Regions from separate parts of the Homo sapiens genome. Here region 1 is linked to region 2. The links are chromatin loops, found by intact Hi-C in ENCODE. Cell type or tissue: HCT116. All regions are shown on one strand. Each heading gives the region's core, and the rest is flanking DNA. Links, peaks and the distances in the headings are about the cores only.

Region 1 (5,872 bases), core at 446-5,445, 280 kb after region 2:
GTGTGAGAGGCGGGGAAGAAACAAAGTAGACACAGCTCTTCCTTGGAGATGTCTATCCCAGAAGGCGGTTTCCGAACAGCCCAGGAGAGAGGAAAGCTCCATTTCAGAGATGCAGACATGTTGGCCAGGACCGCGGAGGGAGGTGGCCAAAGGACCCCCTTCTCAGAGGCAGGGACTTGGAATTTCTGCCCCACGGCCTCTGGGAGAGTGGAGGCTGCTCTCGGGCAATTATCCCAAATGATTGTTTATCACTCCCAGTTCCAGAAGGCCTGGAAAGATTACATTCCAGAGACTTGATCACTGAAAATGCCCGGGTGGAAGCTGTAATTACGGCTTTCTCAGAGCCTACAGCATCTCCCCTGGGATTATTTGCATAAAGTCATTTCCTGTGGCAATTGCTGAACACAACAGTGCCCTCACTGTCATCCTACAGGCCATGAAGAGGGCTGCCTAGGCGAGTGTTTCAGCATAAATGTGTGCTCAGCAACCTCTGTGCGGCTGCCTCTTTGTAAAAATAAACATGCGGTGGAGTTTCTCTGTCCCCCGTCAAGCCCTGCAGTTAATTATAGGATATCTGGAGTCGTCAAGCATTCCCATGGAGCATGGAGGGAGGTGACTTTACAACTAGCAGGTTTCCATCAGAAGGTGACGGCAGTGACAGTGGAGCTCAGACTGGACTGGCGCTCCCCTTACTAGAAACCAGAGGGAGAGGAAATCAAGAGCCAGGGCGGGGTGAATTTCAAACAGCCCAGGGCTGGAGCCGGAACGGGAACCCCAGCTCCACCTCATCAGGGCCAAATAACCAGCTGCTATGAGGGGGCAACATGCTATCGGGATAAAGCATATGAAACCATAGAACCTTCAACAATAGGGCGTGAAGAAAAAAACAGAAAAATAAGGCCACACGGGCCCAGAAGGAATGCATTGCTCAGTGGCCCCAACAGAGAAAGTGGAACCACGTGAGATATTTCCATAAAACTCAGTCTGCACTCTCAACCCCATGGTGGAAGTCACAGGGACTACCCTTGAAGAGGCTCTGTACATCCTACAGGAGCCTGCAGAGAAAAAGGCAAGCAGCTGGGAAAGAACTGGATGCAGGGGCTTGGTGGGGACAATGTCCCCCTTCTACTCACAGCGGAGTGGGTCGGGAGGAGAGCCCTGTGGTGAGATCCCGATAGGCAGAGGCCGCGCTTCCTGATGCCTTCCTGAGGAGGAGTTCAGGAGCTTTCTCTCACTTCTCTTCTCTGAACAATGCCATGCCTGTCATGCTGTAGCTCCCTGTTCCAAACCACATGCACATGTATACATGCCTATACACACATATGTGGACACATGCAGACGTACACGTACAGGCAGCCACACACATGCATACATGCCTATACACACATGTATGTGTACACAGAGATGTACACATACAGACAGGCACACACATGCTTATATAGGTGCGTACATGCATGCACACATTGTACGTGTGTACACATAGGCATGTGCACACATACATGCACATGTTAACACACATATAGACATGTACTTTCTTGCACACAAACCTACATACACATAAAGATTTACACGTGCACATGCATGTGCACATATGCAAACACAGGCACAGGTACATGTACCATACAGGCATCCACATACACATGTGTACACATACCACATGGGCATGTAGACATACATACACAGAACATTCAAATTGGCTTTTTTTTTGAGAGAGGGTCTTGCTCTGTCACCCAGGCTGGAGCACAGTGACATGATCATGGCTCACTGCTCCTCGACCTTCTGGGCTCGAGCAACCCTCCACCTCAGCCTCCTGAGTAGCTGGGACCACAGGCAGGCACCACCACCCCTGCCTAATCTTTTCAAATTTAATAGAGACAAGGTCTTAACCTAGGTCTCACTATGATGCCTGGGCTGGTCTGGAACTCCTGTGCTCCATTGATCCTCCTGCCTTGGCCTCCCAAAGTGCTGGGATTATAGGTGTGAGCCACCATGCCCAGCTGACTTATTCTTCATATTAACTTTACTTACACTACTAATTGTTTGCTTAAACGTCAGTCTGCCTCCTAATTTCCAATCTTATAGGCAAGGATGATGACCTAACACCCATCATAAATGACCCATGAAAACTTTGAGCTGCTAGATTCACCTTGACTTTTATCTTCAGCCACTTTGCCATGGGAGCCCCTTAGATGACCCTAGAGGATCTCAAACAAATGCTTCCCAAGAATGCACTCCAATAAAGTACAGAATGCCACTGTTTCCCAGGCAAGGACTGACGCCAGTGTGTGTCCAGCCATGCACAGGAAAGTAACAATGCAATCTTACACACTTTCATTTGTCATAGTGCATGATTTCTTTAAAAGGAAATACCTAAAACACTCAGACTTAGCCTTCAAGGGAGCATCACCTAGGAAAGGTTTTCTCCCCTCTCCTGACTGTGGCACAAAACGAAGAATCTCCAATGTGCACGGGGACACTTTAATGAGATTTCCGTGACATCACTCTCTTTCTTCCCGTGCCTGATGATTCACGGCAGGCTTTTCAGGTTTCTTTGGTGCAATGGTCCAATTACAAACTTTATGCAAAAACGGTGTCAGGTTACAACATGTTGCAGAAGCACACGGGCAGGACATGGGCAGATTCGTTTCTGATGGATGTTTTGCGGTGACTAAGAAGCAGCTCCCAAGAGTGAAATGTTCTCCACACGTCTCAGAACCACCGGTGGCACCTCGGCCTCTGTCACAGCAGCATCGCTGCCCACGCCAGTTGCCCATGCAAACTTTGCAGGGCAAGTGGCTGCATCCGCTGGCTCTCCTATTCCGTGCACCACTGCCCTCCTCTACACACAGGGAGATGGCAGATCACTTTTCCTCTTTCCCATCTTTGTGAGATGAGAAAGTTTTCCTTGATATTGTCTCCTGTCAAATTCTAAGGTATGGGCTGATGCATGCCTTCCAAGGAAGACAGATCAAGTATCAAGGCAGCTCACCCCAGACCACCACTGAATTTCCAGCATTTCTACCCCAAACCTACTCTTTTGGAGATCTAACAAGCACCCCAAATGAATTTTCACATTTTTCTCCAATTCCATTGTTACAAATATTTTCATCTATTCATTTTAGTTTGTATGCATCGAGCAGTGTTATAAACACAATTTTGCCCTCCCCCATAAATTCATACGCTGAAGCCCTGATCCCCACAACCTCAGAATGTGACTGTATTTTCAGACAGGACATTTTAAAAGGTGGCTAAGTTAAAATGGTTATTTTAGGATGAACCCTAATCCGATGTGACTGGTGTCCTTAGAAGAAGAGGACATTTGGATACGCAGAGACACACAGAGGAATGACCCTGTGAGGACACGATGAAAGATCACATCTACAAGTCATGAGAGAGGCCTTGGGAGAAACCGACCCTGCCCATGCTTTGATCTCGACTTCCAGCCTCCAGAGCTGTGAGAAAATAGATTTCTGGGTTTCAGCTGCCCAGTGTGTAGTATTTGTTATGGCAGCCTGCATAGAATAATACAAGCACTCGAGGTGTCCCCGGCATTGTTACGGGTGAAGGAGACATGGTGAATGAACACCAGGCAATGCCCTCTTGTCTTATGTTCTAGTGGAAAATCCACATACAATTTGCTGAAGAGCGTAGCTGAACGAGTGAGTGTATAAATGAATTAATAAATAAACTATTTTTCCAGAGTTCACAAAAATTTAAACTTGAAGTGAGAGTATTTAGATGGTTTGTTTTCTAATTCAATGTATGCCAAAGGATAAGAAATAATGAAAGTATTTTGTTCCTGTTTCTACATATTTCTTTTTCAATCCACAATATTCATGACTGAGATCTTGAAAATGATCAGGGATTCCCATCATCAATGACTTGTAGAAAGGCAATGACCTTGTGGATCTTATCAGAGGCAGTGCAGTCCAAGGGTTACTTATGACATGGCTGTAATTCCCCATGTCTGCTGGTGATACTGTGGACTAGAACAGAGTTTCTCAACCCTGATTCCACATAGAAAGCAACCAGGGAGCTGTGAAATGCTTATGCCTGGGTCCTGCCCCCAGAGAGTCTGATGTGATGGATCTGGAGTGAGGCCTGGGCATCAGAGATGTTTAAACCTCCCCTACCCCACCCCAGCTAATTCTAAGACTCAGTCAAGACCAAGAGCTTCTGCTTTGGAACATGCCGAGTGAGGTTCCGGCATTCCCAGCCCACTCCAGCTTCCCAGTAGGACTCAAAACTGCCTGCTTTGCCCATCACCTTGAATCCTTGAGCTTTGCTGAGGGTCAGGCTGCTGAGTGTGGATAGCAATCCGATGCAATCCAACAAGTCTTTACTAAGAGCCTGTGGCAATGGACAGTTCATGCAGGAATACTTATTTATAAGGTGTCCCCCCAAACTCAAGGTATTTACAGTTTTTGGGGGGTGGAGGAGGTTCAGGGGCAAGTCCAGGGGGTTGAAGCAGACAGGGAGAGAAAACATACCCATTAAGCACTAGACAGTTTGGATTATGTCTTCTGAGTGAGAACTGAAGTCGCAGGGAACCCGCTGTGAGTCAGCAGGTTCACCTGAAGCCATCCGTTTTTACCACAGTGCTGTGCTCTTACTGTTATTATCCCCACCTCATAGACTAGTAAACGAAGGCCATGTCACTTTCCCAGAGTCACATGGCCAATGAGGGCAGAGCTGCCCTTGACCTTAGGTCTGAGACGCCTCAAAGCCTCACTCTTTCAATCATAAGACTTGGTCAATTATAGCAAGTTCTAGAAGACTTCAAAGAACAACATCAAACACAAAGGATACATACAGGCAAGTGCATGTGCCTGTCTCTGTGGCCCATTCTTTCTAACGATTTACCCACAGGCCTTTCTGAAAAGCCTCAGCGCAGAGCTGAGCCCCAACAGGCTGGAGGCAGCGGTCATCTCCTGCCTTCTGGGATGTGGCTTGATCCTAAGTGTCCTGTTAAAGTGATCAAGAACCTCCCCAACAAGACGCTCTGGGTTCTGCTCAGGGTGACTTTATCTCTTGTTCTACAAGCAACCTTTGGGTGCTGAACTCAATCCTGTTTTACTTGTCTCTCAAATCTAGTTCTTCACATGGAGGCCTGTGATGGACTCGTTCAAGATCTTGCCCCCATGGCCTCGGGACTGCACTAATTCCTCAACTCCCCCTCCAGCCCCTCTCAGTCAGACAATAGCCTCATCCACAACACCACAAATGTGAGTGTGATGCCCCCTCAGCTGGTCTTTTGATGGCATTTCATTAGACTCCCCATAAAGCCCCAAGTACTCAACAGCTCACATCCATCCCCACAATGACATAAATCTTCACCTTCCCTCCAGGGTCTTAGTTCTATAGGTTCTCATTCCTCTTCACTCTGGGGAACTGGCTCAGCTTTAGCTTTGACTAGATATCATCACTCTTTCTTATCTCTGGACCTTCACACTTTCGGGGGGATACTAGGTCTTTGGGCCCAAAACTTTATTGACTCAAGTAATTCCTAAAAGCCCATTTCTCAGAAGAGCCTTCTTGGATGTGCGAAAAAGACACAGTGCCTTCCACACACACACACTCCTGTGATCCCCAGCTTGCTCTCCTGCGGGGGAACTTGTCACCACAGGCTGTGGATGCTCTGTGATGGATTCCGCATACACACTCTCGTTTCTGTGTTCACTTGTCCACAAGAGCTGTACATCAGCATGGCCTTGCCTGAGATTTTAATGCTTAGAGCATGCATTCATCTCCTTGCTTCTCACCAAGATTCCCTTTCTTGGTGCAAAGCTGGATTATCAGGCGGAGGCCTAGCAGGCAGCAGAATTGCACTCTTACCTTTCAGAGGAGAGACACTGATGGAAAGACTATTTAC
Region 2 (5,872 bases), core at 257-5,256:
TCATCTTAACGCAGAACATTGCAAAGTGCATGTTGTCTTTTTCCAGTTAAAGGTAACGTGTGATGCAGTCAGTGTTTCAGATGGAAAAATGGACTTTGAATCCCTGCGTCCCATCCGAGGGCAGACTGGGTCTGCCCCTCCTCCACCAGTGCAGTCCCCTGGGAGGGCTGCTGTGGGCAGTGAGTGAGGAGGCCAGGGCCGTGCCCAGTACAGTCCTGACGAGCCTCTGACCTCGCTCCACTTTTACCCCAATGGCTAACTTAGAGGCACGTTGTTTTGTTTCCAGTCCCACGTCCACCATTCCTTTTAGTAACTCTTTTCCATTTCATCACGTTTTCATGATCAGTCACAAGGAAATATTCAGATCTCAGCAACAAATTAAATGCACCGAAGCTCAAAGGCCTGGGTTCCAGAACCCAGCTCCCTACTAGCTCTGTGATGTGGGCCAACACACTACGTATCTGAAGGAGAAATTCTCATCTTCCTAAATTCGCGAGTTGGTGAGGAGCTCTCAAGAGCAAATGCATGGAAATGCACCTTTAACTGGGAGAATTGTGTTCAAATATGATGCAGCTGCTTCATCACCTCCCTCTGCTTCAGTTTGTCATTTGTAAAACTGGGGTTGAGGATAGCAAATGTGCTGGAAGATTGTCAGGATTAAAAATTGTATCTGCAAGGAGCTTAGCCCCAGTCCTGGCACAAAGGTGGGTGATGTATGTCACAGCCCCATGGGATCCAGATTGTAATTGTAATTTCTTCTTTGTAAAACAGGGAAAACGATTTAAAAAACTACCCTCCTACCCTTGTTGCAGGTGTACAGGACTCAGAAACAGAAAGATCTGGGGTGGGTCAAAAGCAGACACATGCACCCAGTTGGCATTCTCAGGATGTCTTGAGCCCTTCACTGTTTCTAGAAGGTGCCTGTGCTTTGCTGTCCCTGCCACCTGCTCCCTCTCTTCCATCAAGTTACCCTAAAATATGACAGACAGAAATGGGGACTGCTGGCTTTGGCCATGAAAACATCCGCCCGCTTCCGGCTTGCAGGGAATAACTTGTGGTTTCCTCTGCTGCACATGCAAGTCATGAAGACGATTTTCATCTTTGCTTCATCATCAGTCATAGCTCTTACGATCTGCCCACTTCTGAGAGTCCTTTTCTTAGAGAGGGACATGTACTGCTGGCAGAGGAGGAGCTCTCAGCGAAGAAAATGGCATTACTGAGCATTTGTTGAATTTTGCAGTGACCTCCTTGTTTTGAAACGATCAAATCAATCCTTATTTGTGTAACTCAGGAGTGCAGAGTGCATTGCCCACACTCTGTCACTGTGAGGGTCAGTGCTTGCTGTGGTTGAGGGATGAAGAAAACTTTGGATATCAAGTGGCCTCAGGGCAACAGAACAGGTTTTCAAGGGACTATCACCTTTCCCTAGCAAACAACAACAGTGGCAGCTACAAGGCAAATACGGAAATGATCTTTGGTGTGCACAGATCACAAAGTTTGCACCTGCACAATCGGCTGGTTATGAACTCGGAGAAATTTCTCTCTTGCATCCTGACTGTTCTTTCTTAGCCCATTGCCTGTGTGGTGGCCCATGCCAGCAGCCTCTTCTGTCCTGTTTCTACAAGTGCAGGGACGTTACTGACAAGCCCAGTCTCACACCCTGTATGGGCAAATGCCTAGAACAGGGCTTAAATGAGAAGACAGATGTGCTTCAGAGTCCAACAGATCTCTCAAATGCCAGCTCCAGAAGTTTCTAACCATGAGAACTGATTAACACATGGGAGCTTTAACCTCCCTCTTTCTAAAGTGGGCATGGGGATGTCTACTGCTCAGGTTTACTGAGAGGATGGGTGCAATTCTGTACTTGCCGTTCAAATCCAGGACAGCCCTGAGGCTGCTGCCCCAGATCCCAGGAGCTCAGGGTGCCTCTGTCTGCAGAGGCTGGAGAAAAATTTATCTCTTGGCAGAACTCAGCACTCAGCAAACAGAGTATTCTGCTTCAAATTCCAGTTCAATCCTGAGTTCTAGTATCTTAAAGATAGAGACCTGAGACCGTTCAGATATTGTGTCTAACTCCTGTAGAACTTAGAATCATGAAAAGATCCTACGCAACAGGTTCTGTTCAGTCCCTTGGCCAATTTCAGCATGGTGACTTTTTCTCTGCCTACGTGTCTAAAACACGATTTTTATTTAATCTTACATAATAAGATCACAGTGTCAGCATCAGAGCTGAGAGGAGAACTCAGGATTCTGGCTCCTATTCCTGCTTGCTTCCTACTGAATCATGTTCATCACAGCTTCTGTGACCTCAGAAACCTCAGGCAACTCACGTATGGGGAATGAAGAATGGATTGCAACAGCGTCAGCTCTCGCCTTATCTACCTGAATTTTTGACTTCCCTTGTTACTTCATGTTTATGCCTTTATTTCCCCTCCCATCATCCCTCCCCAAATCAAAGAGCCTTTACCTTGTATTTTATATATGTCCCAAACATAAGCTACCCTGGCTTCTAGAAAAATAGTGGCTGTGTACAAACCATCCTTCTGTGTGGCTGTCAAACCAGCTAGGGAACCCTCTGTTTGGCTACTAGATTTTTGCCTTGATCATAGAACATTTGAGATCTTTGATAAATGAATGGGTGTTATTTGAATTTTCTATATTTAAATTTATTTTTACACCCAGAAGCTGATCTCAAGCAAGACGTTCACATGCTAACTATTGGGTTGGGTGGCAGGCACCATTAAGAGAAGCAGCAATTCTCCTTCAGGTACTGTGGCATGAACAGAAAAAATAGTCATTGGCTAAGTTGTTGTTCTACATTAGGGTTACATGCTCATGACTGCAGAACACAAATGACCAGGATTTTAGTCTCACTGAGAGCAGGCTTTCATCCTGGAGCAGCTTTTGGGGCCCAGGATCTGACCTCTGCAGGGGGACTGAGCAAGGCTGCAGTGACTCACCTCCCTGCACTCGCACCCACAGATGGTCCTGAGTCAGAAGCCTGGCACCTGGGTCGGGCAGCCGGGTAAGAGTGTGCACTTTCATCGTCTATTCATACCCGTCCTGGGAAAATCTTTCCAGCCTGGGAAATGGCAACCTGACACGTTTCACCGGGACTCAACTTCCTGAGCGTATGCACAGAAAACCCCACACCCTTCACCTTTATTGAACAAGGAGGGAGCCCGATAAGAATCGCTGAAGAAACGCGGGGAGTGTCCCGCACAACCGGATGGGTGTGGCAGGCAGCGTGGGCGAGTAGAGTGACCTGGGGCGGAAGAGGTGTCTGAATTTGCGTGGCTCCAGCGGCTCAACCCCTCCGAGTCTTCAGTGCAGTATCTGTGCAAAAGAGAAAAGCTTTGTAGATACTCTCTGAAATCGGCACTGAGCAGATACCCATTTCTTTTCCTTTCGCATTTGCAGAATGTAATATTTCTAGGGGAGCAGAAAGAATTGGTTAGGAAAAGGCTGTTAAGGAAGGAGGTAAGTAGACAGAGACGGGGTTTGCTGGAAATAATGAGGAAAAAGCTCGAGGCCACTTATGCACCTGCTGTCACGATTCAGCTGGGACCTTCTGAATCATACGAACCCAGAAAGGACAGCTGTGCTGTGTGCGTTGTGCGAATGACCATTTGCTAGAATAACGTATCTCCAGAATAATTTGTTTAGGGGCAATTTTATGTGTGTACATGGTATTCACAAATGTTTTATCCCCACAGTTAATTCAATGCAGGGACAGTTAACCCTTTTTTTCCCAGGGAATTTGGGACTGACCTAAGGACTCTCTGGCCTCCACTCCTATTGCCACACAAGTTTCTGCTGAGGCAGGAACCACCATGCCTTCCAGGGACCTCCAGTCAAAATCAATGAAGTCTGCAAACAATTTCAACTGTAGTATTGTAGCCCCAATAAATAAAGAGCACTTATTAAAACATATTGACTCGAAAAATATTTGACATGGTGTGTTTGTAACAGGAGAATGGGAGCTCAGGCCTTTCTTCTCATTGAAGATACCTCCACTCACCTTGTTCTCTATGGGGAGAAAAACAAATGAACAACAAACAGATTTTGAAGCCACTGTCCTTTCTAACAGGCAGGTCAGTGGGAGGATCCTATGCAAACTGCAGGTACAAACCCCACCCCTACTTCCCAGGACGAACCTCAGCGCCCAGTGTCATTCTTCAGGAATTCCAGCTCAATTATTAGCATGAAAGAGAGCACTGAAGGCTGGAAATGGTCAGCTCCTTCTTTTCCAAAGTGCAGAAAACCATACACCTTTGACCTCCTAATGCTTTACAGAATGGGCGTGAATCAAAAGCTTGACATCCAAGGAATTTCAACGTTGTTTGTGTGTGTGGCCCACATTTTCTAACCATGCTGGTTCAGCAAGTCAGGGGTAAGAACCGAAGGATGAAAAGCTTAGCCAGCTGGGCATGGATCTCTCACAGATTACCTCGGCTTCCAATCTTTTGTTCAACCCATTTAGCCTTGAATTTTTAATACATTTGTCAAATTTATTTATTTATTTATTTTTGCCTACCATTTCTTTCAACAGAGTCAATGATGACTTTATCTTGGTGTACTTTTTTTAAAAGCCCCAAAGTGTTTGGCCTAGAAATGACACAAAATGTTAAGGTTTAAGGTGCTTTTTGCTTTCTAAAATATGCCAGAATACCAAGCTAAGTAACTTCAAACTAAGGTGATGTCAGGTGAAGAGCCCCGGAAGTGGGACATTTTATCTTCCTGGTTAGTCCATTACATGCAAAGCAGGGGAATGAGGTGTTTTTACTATTTTATTGCTTTCAGAGTCAATTCTACATCAAGAGACAGAAACCAAGATGACTCAAGAGCTCTTGGAAAAAAAAAAAAAAAAACATTCTCTTAGAGAACTGCATGGTTTTCTTACGGCCTGTGTGGAGGGAAAGCTGTGATGAAGGACCTGTAATTTTTATTTGCAGACTTTCAGTTCTGCTCTCATTTTGTTGAAACCATTGGTTCCGTCTTTCATTTCCTATACCAAGCGCATCATTGAGACCAGCTTCTGGGTATTTATTTGCAGTCCTGATTGGCTGGGGTTCTGATGCACGAGGCCCTGCCATCTTCTCTGTGAGAAGTGTTGGTTCGTTTCTGGATGGAGGACTCAAGCTCATTTTAGGGGCTCTCCTAGAGGTAGGGGTGAGTGCTCCAAGGGTGGAACATGCGTGAAGAATCGGTTTGCTCTCCCTCAGCTCTGTGCATAACCAAAGGTTTGATACCAAATGCAGAAGTTGCCAATGGAAGAAAATGCCACTTCAACTGCATGTGGAACTGTGGTTTTGAACCCAAGTGAAAATCAGAAGATTCTGGGGAACTTGAAAGTTACCCGATGTGTTTGGCTCAGGGATTAAAAATTTGACTTATCTTCATTCTAAATGCAATACAGAGTCTGACTCCTGCACAGGCTAAAGAAAGCAAGAAAGAGAGAGAAAGAGAGAAGAAGGAAGGAAGGAAGTAGAGAGGGAAGGAAGGAGGGAGGGAAGGAAGGAAGGAAGGAAGGAAATGTATGTTTTTCTGCACCTTGAAGAATAAAACGCTGGCCACAATTAGCCTTCACTATTCTCCTTAATGCTAATAATTAAGCACAGATTCCTTAGTTAAGTATGAAACGGTTTTTGGAAAAAAAAGTGCTGGGAACTCAGAGGTGGGAATGATGATCTCAAAAGTTCTCTGGACTCTGTGCATCGCGTTCTCACAGCCTTTCATTAACCGTCTCCCTCTCACCCTCAACAGGTCTGAAAGGTAGAGAACGTGTGCTGTTACTCAGGTGTATCTGAGAATTATCTAGGCATATTTGTAAAAGAAAACAAAAAGCCCCTTTTATGCTTACAGTGATCCA

Evidence for each region. Hi-C counts contacts between places; a loop is a spot of excess contacts. Peaks named below come from ENCODE experiments on the same cell type or tissue, not always from the same donor. Only the 100,000 strongest peaks of a DNase experiment are listed, where the experiment ranks them.
Region 1: it touches region 2 in a loop (2.6-fold over the local background); 10 of 110 quality-filtered maps call a loop at or near these places.

The regions. Positions count from the first base shown.
Region 1 is chr10:3,479,205-3,485,076 of GRCh38, reverse strand. The region is part of intron 3 of LINC02669 (long intergenic non-protein coding RNA 2669); the gene reads left to right. All of the region lies in intron 1 of LOC105376360 (a long non-coding RNA gene), which reads right to left. The region is part of intron 1 of LOC124902538 (a long non-coding RNA gene); the gene reads right to left. It overlaps LOC107984192 (a long non-coding RNA gene), which reads right to left and starts at 1,530. Exons shown (of 2, transcript XR_001747329.1): 1 at 1-1,530. In HCT116, for the core only: no CTCF peak of the experiment used is centred there; a DNase peak (open chromatin) is centred at 2,576; H3K4me3 peaks cover 893 bases.
Region 2 is chr10:3,760,482-3,766,353 of GRCh38, reverse strand. LOC105376363 (a long non-coding RNA gene) reads right to left here. Exons shown (of 4, transcript XR_001747332.1): 1 at 5,864-5,872; 2 at 2,961-3,336. Among named protein-coding and RNA genes, the nearest start is that of KLF6, 22 kb to the left of the region's middle. RefSeq lists enhancers at 1-532, 2,559-3,758, 5,174-5,273. In HCT116, for the core only: no CTCF peak of the experiment used is centred there; DNase peaks (open chromatin) are centred at 2,323, 3,133 and 4,156; H3K4me3 peaks cover 2,036 bases; H3K27ac peaks cover 1,832 bases.